Regions from separate parts of the Homo sapiens genome. Here region 1 is linked to region 2. A link is a loop called in an ENCODE intact Hi-C map of the cell type or tissue named here. Cell type or tissue: OCI-LY7. All regions are shown on one strand. Links, peaks and the distances in the headings refer to the core of each region. The heading gives the core; the rest is flanking DNA.

The links. A loop is a pair of places that touch in the nucleus more often than their neighbours do. Peaks named below come from ENCODE experiments on the same cell type or tissue, not always from the same donor. Only the 100,000 strongest peaks of a DNase experiment are listed, where the experiment ranks them.
Region 1: it touches region 2 in a loop (4-fold over the local background); 3 of 110 quality-filtered maps call a loop at or near these places.

What each region holds. Positions count from the first base shown.
Region 1 is chr1:226,222,532-226,225,338 of GRCh38, reverse strand. It overlaps MIXL1 (Mix paired-like homeobox), which reads right to left and starts at 1,675. Exons shown (of 2, transcript NM_031944.3): 1 at 1,265-1,675. The coding sequence starts at 1,657. RefSeq lists a silencer at 957-1,251 and an enhancer at 1,297-1,356. In OCI-LY7, for the core only: CTCF peaks have their summits at 1,161 and 1,365; DNase peaks (open chromatin) are centred at 1,388 and 2,058; H3K4me3 peaks cover 1,519 bases.
Region 2 is chr1:226,270,787-226,273,593 of GRCh38, reverse strand. The region is part of intron 7 of LIN9 (lin-9 DREAM MuvB core complex component); the gene reads left to right. Among named protein-coding and RNA genes, the nearest start is that of LIN9, 37 kb to the left of the region's middle. In OCI-LY7, for the core only: no CTCF peak of the experiment used is centred there; no DNase peak of the experiment used is centred there.

The sequences.
Region 1 (2,807 bases), core at 227-2,726, 48 kb after region 2:
CTTTCCTTGCCTCCCCATTCCCAGATGGAAACATTGGAATAATGCCTAGTTCTATCTACTCTTTAGTTAGAGAAATTTTCATGAAAAATGGGGTCACAAAAATGGAAGCACTTAGAATTCTTAGAAAAAAACTGCATTAAATTATGAAGAAAACCTGTTTTTTAAGGTCTGCACTCCCTTGTCAAACTAATCAAGGAGGTATTTTGCTCATGCCAGCTGTTGAGACTGACAGCTGTATGACCGCCAGGGGTGCAGAGAAAACAAGTCCACTCTCCCAGTGTTTAAATGAGGGCTGCTACTTAAAACTGCGCTTGGACACCGACCACGGGGCTACAGACAGACAAAAAGGCAGGCTTCTCCTTACCAACTCTAAGATTCTGATCTAAATTACTTTAGATAATAAACACGGCCGGGCGCGGTGGCTCACGCCTGTAATCCCAGCACTTTGAGGCGGGTGGATCACCTGAGGTCAGGAGTTCGAAACCAGCCTGACCAACATGGTAAAACCCCGTCTCTACTAAAAATACAAAAATTAGCTGGGCGTGGTGGCTGGCGCCTGTAATCTCAGCTACTCGGGAGGCTGAGGCAGGAGAATCACTTGAACCTGGGAGGCGGAGGTTGCAGTGAGCCCAGATCGCGCCATTGCACTCCAGCCTGGGCAACAAGAGTTAAAACTCCATCTCAAATAAAAACTAAATAAATAAAAATAAACACACCTTGCACTAGATTTTTCAAACTGAAAACAAGCTCCAGGTGCTTCTCGCTTTATCTCAATTCGCTACATCCTTTCAAATCTAATCCCAAAACGTAACACTTGCCAAGAAAGTAGCATGGGGGTAACTTGGCGAGCCAGCCTTCCCCGTTTTCAGCTACCATTCTCACGCTCAAAGCCAGAGGAAAACCCCAACTGCCCCTCATCTGTGTCTTCTTCCCGGATAAAGAAAAAGTGTAAAACTTCTTATCTTCCTGCTGGGAATTACTTTCTGGCCATTTCAGGGGACCGGCTAGCCTCCTAGGAGCCCTTATTATATTTAATAATGAGAGAAATCGTTCAGTGCAGGCCTAAATTATTTCACACAGGCCTCGCAACCACCCTATGCAGCAGGTGCCGATATCACCCCCTATTTCAGTCTAGTACGCAGAGCCTCAGGGGAAGCACCGTGCCTGCAACGTCCCGGGTGTGGCCTCAGGAGCCCGCAGTCCAGACCTAGAGTCCGCAGCGCCTCCGCTCCAGCGCGCACTTGCGAACGCAGCGGGCCCTCACCTGGATCCTGGACTCGGGGAGCAGGGTGAGCGCGGCCAGGCGCTCGCGCAAGTGGATGTCGGGGTACCGGGTCCGGCGGAAGACGAGCTCCAGCAGCTGCAGCTGTTCGGCGCTGAAAGACGTGCGCTTGCGGCGCTGCGACGCCGACGGGGCGGCCGCGCCTTTGGGGGGCGCAGGCGAGCCCAGGCTGGCGGGGGGCGGCGGGGCCGGCCCGGGGTCCCGGCCGAGGAAGCCCGCAAAGGTCGCTGGGCCGGGGCCCGCGGGCGGCGCAGGGAGCAGGGCTGCCGCAGGGCTCGGGGGCGGCAGGAGCGCCCCGCCGGCGTGGGGGGCCCGGTACGCTGGAAACGCGGCGCCCTCGGCAAACTGGAGCGCACGGGACTCGGCTGTGGCCATCGCTCCGGAACCCAGCGCGCCGCTCGGAGGGGCGCGGGCCGCACTTATACCCTCCCGGGCCAGGGGCTGGGAAGGCGGGGCGGTGCGATCAAAGGTGGGCTCGGGGAGACCCGTGTCTCCTCCGGGTGCGAGCCCGCCCCCGGCCCCGCCAGACGCCGGGGAATAATCGCTTCCGCCGGCTGCGGGATGCAGGAGGGAGGCGTGAACTTGGGTCCCGGCCCCCTCCGTGTTCTTCCCCGCCCACCCGCCCGGACGGCGCAATCCACATCCCCGAAGGACTATTTGCCTGGGAGGGGCAGCCCGGAGGGGCCCGGGTGCGCGGGCCGCAGGCGACAGAACTCTCTTCTCCGGGTCAAATCCCCGTTAAGAGCGGCGGAAGCACCTTGCCTGGCCTGTGCCTTACATGGCCTGGGCCTTGAGCCTTGCCCTAGTCCCGTCTGTCCTCATCAAAGCTATTTATTTACCACCCCTGCTATGTGCTAGACCCTGTACCAGGTTGGTCAAACAGCCCGGCCCCTGTCTTCTGCAAGCCTCCCTAACACATCCTGAATCCAAGCGGGGAGGGGGGTGAAGATAAAGGATCCAGGGGGCAGCACATTCCTCCTGATTAAATGGGTGGGGGGAGTGGGGGGGTCTGGCTGGAATGTCCATGGGCCCACCAATAAAGATACCCTAGGTAGGGCGGGGTTGGCAACGTGCCCCATTAGCAGAGGATACGGCGCAGTTTGGCCTTTCTGGAGATACTCAACAATGCTTAAGACCCGTCTATTGGATGGGAGGAGATGAAAGCCACCTCATGAAGTTTCCACGCGCCCTGAATCATCATTCTTTCCTCTGCCCCTTGGGGCTCTGAAAGCTCCCATTTTCTCTACTTTGTGCTATGGTTATGGTTTCTCTATCTGCTAGATATAAAGTCTTAGCAAGCAGGAACCCACCTCTCCCTTTCTGAGTTTATTGAGTGTCTGCTTTGTACACCTATTCTGCGTGAGGCGCGGTGCTAGGCCCCTTAGTGAATGTCTGTCGAATTGGATGTCACTGAGCTCTCCTTATTGAAAGAGAAACCCATGGTCCACTATGGGAACTGCCCCACCACAGTGCAAGAACTCAAGAGAGGAACACAGAGGCCCAGGTCTTTTTGCCCCCAGCACCT
Region 2 (2,807 bases), core at 66-2,565:
GTATAGTTAAAAAGTCAAAAGAGAATTTGATTTTTTAAATATTGAATTTGGCCAGGTACAGTGGCTCATGCCTATCATCCCAGCACTTTGGGAGGCTGAGGCAAGCCACTCACCTGAGCCCAGGAGTTTGAGACCAGCCTGGCAACATGGTGAAACACTGTTTCTACAAAAAATACAAAAATTGGTCAGGTGTGTTGTGCTCCTGTAGTTCCAGTTCCTTGGAAGGCTGAGATGGGAGGATTACCTTAGTCTCAACTGCAGTGAGCAGTGATTATACCACAGCACTCCAGCCTGGACAGAGTGAGACCTTGTCTCAAAAAAAAAAAAAAAAAAAAAATTACCTAATTAAAAAAAAAAGATGGCAGGAAAGAAGGGACAGGGAACAACAAAAAACCCAAATGGGATAAATAGAAAATAGCAAGGTGGTAGACTTAAGTCTGGCCATCCTATTGTTGTATTAAATGCCAATGAACTATAAACACTTCTGCCAAGCACACTGGCTCACACCTCTAATCCCAGCACTTTGGGGGAGGCCAAGGCACGAGGATCACTTAAGCACAGGAGTTTGAGACTAGCCTGGGCTACATAGTGTGTTGGGGTGATCAGACCCAACACCAGGTCGTGGGGGTGATGATGTCCAGCTGAATCAAAGGATTGAGAAAAAGACAGTTTGAGAAAGAAAGTGGGACCAGGGACCCATCGCGATTGTGGAGGCTGTGAAGGCCCCAAGCTCTGGGACCCTACACTGTTTATTGGTAATCCAACAAAGAAACAGGTGGTGAGAATGTGGGGGTCAAAAAGGCAGGCACATGATCTACAGCTGTGACGGCTTAGCCTTTATATAGAACATGTTCTGCTACTTGAGATAATGGGAATACAATCAATCTAGGAGCCTAGGAGGGCTAGAAGCAAGGAGCCAGCAAGTCTAGACACATTCCAGGGGACATTATGTCAGACATGCAAGCCCTGCCTCAGCTTTTTTCCTAACACTCAGCTTTTTCCCACCATAGTGAGACCCTGTCTCTACAAACATTAAAAAAAAAAAAAAAAAAAAGGTCAAGCATGGTAGTGGGCACCTGTAGTCCCAGCTACTCAGGACGCTGAGACGATCGCTTGAGCACAGGAGTTCAAGGCTACAGTGAGCTATGATCATGCCACTGCACTCCAGTTTGGGTGACACAGCTAGACTCTGTCTCAAAAAAAAAAAAAAAAGCCACTTCAATTAAAAAGTAATGATTGGCTGGGCATGGTGGCTCATGCCTGTAATCCCAGCACTTTGGCAGGCCGAGGCAGGCAGATCACTTGAGGTCAGGAGTTCAAGACCAGCCTGGCCAACATGGTGAAACCCCGTCTCCACTAAAAACACAAAACTAGCCAGGCATGGTGGCACGTGCCTGTAATCCCAGCTACTCAGGAGGCTGAGGCAGGAGAATCACTTGAACCTGGGAGGTAGAAGTTGCAGCGAGCCAAGATCTCACCCACTGTACTCTGCACTCTAGTCTGTGCAACAGTGAGACTCTGTCTCAAAAAAAAAAAAAAAAAGTTAAGATAATGAGAACGGATTAAAAAAAAGTAAGACTCATCTATATGCTGTCTTCAAGAGTTATACTTAAATATAAAATCATAGACAGGTTGAAAGCAAAAAGATGAAAAAGATATGCAGTGCAAATAGTAACTGTAAGAAAGCTAAAGTGGCTATTTTAACATCAGAGAAAAACAGGCATCAAGACAGTATTGTCAGAAGTATTTCATAATGATAAAAATGGCCAGTTCAGAAAGATATACCAATCCTAATATTATGTATGTATATTACTATATACCTAACAATAAAGCTTCAAAATACTTGAAAGCAACAGTTGAGATAACTAAAGAAAGAAATAGACAAATCCACAATCATAGTTGTAGATTTTAACACCTCACTTCCAGTAATTAATAGGTAGAAGAAGCCAAAAAATGTTAATACACATATAGAGGATCTCAACAACACTATCAGTCATCTTGATCTAAATAATATGTTTAGAACAATACACTCAACTGCAGAATACATATTATTTACATAGGCAAATGGCTTGTTTATCGACATATACCATATACTGGCCCATTAAAAATGTCAATACATTTTGAAAGATTGAAATCATATAGAGAATTTCTCTGACCACAATAGAATTTAATTAAACATATTCCTTCTTTAGAAAATATTTTAGTAAACAAAGAGTAGTAGATTTTTCCTCAAAAACAAGAGCCAAAAGAATTAAAAAGTCACTCTATTAGGGATTTTGCTGTAGGAACAAAGAATCTGGCAGGTAAAAAGTGACTGGACTTTGTGATTGTCAGATACAGAGTTAGAAGCACAAGAGTTTTGACAGATGCACTGCGTATTCAAAGTAATGGAAAATTTGAATAGTAGAGAAGTTTGGAAAAATGTCTAGACATGATACTTTAGCTACAGTATATAGAAAGTTGTTTGAGACGTCATACTTAAGCCACAGTTGTTTACCCCTGGAGAAATGAGAGTGTTAAAAAAGATATTAAAATCATTGATTTGTTAAGAAATTATAAGAATCTGAACTATCCTAAAAGTAATCTTTGTAAAATGAACGATAATTCCAGGTTATCTGGGATTTTCTGTAGGTTATCTAAAGGAGTAAATGGAAAAGAAATAAAAAAGATTTTATTTATCAAATAAATTTTTCAAAAAACAGAAATGAAGAGAATAGGAAAAAAGTACATACATACACAAACCTTTTTTTTTTTTTTTTTTTTTTTTTTGAGACAGAGTCTTGCTCTGTCTTCCAGGCTGGAGTGCA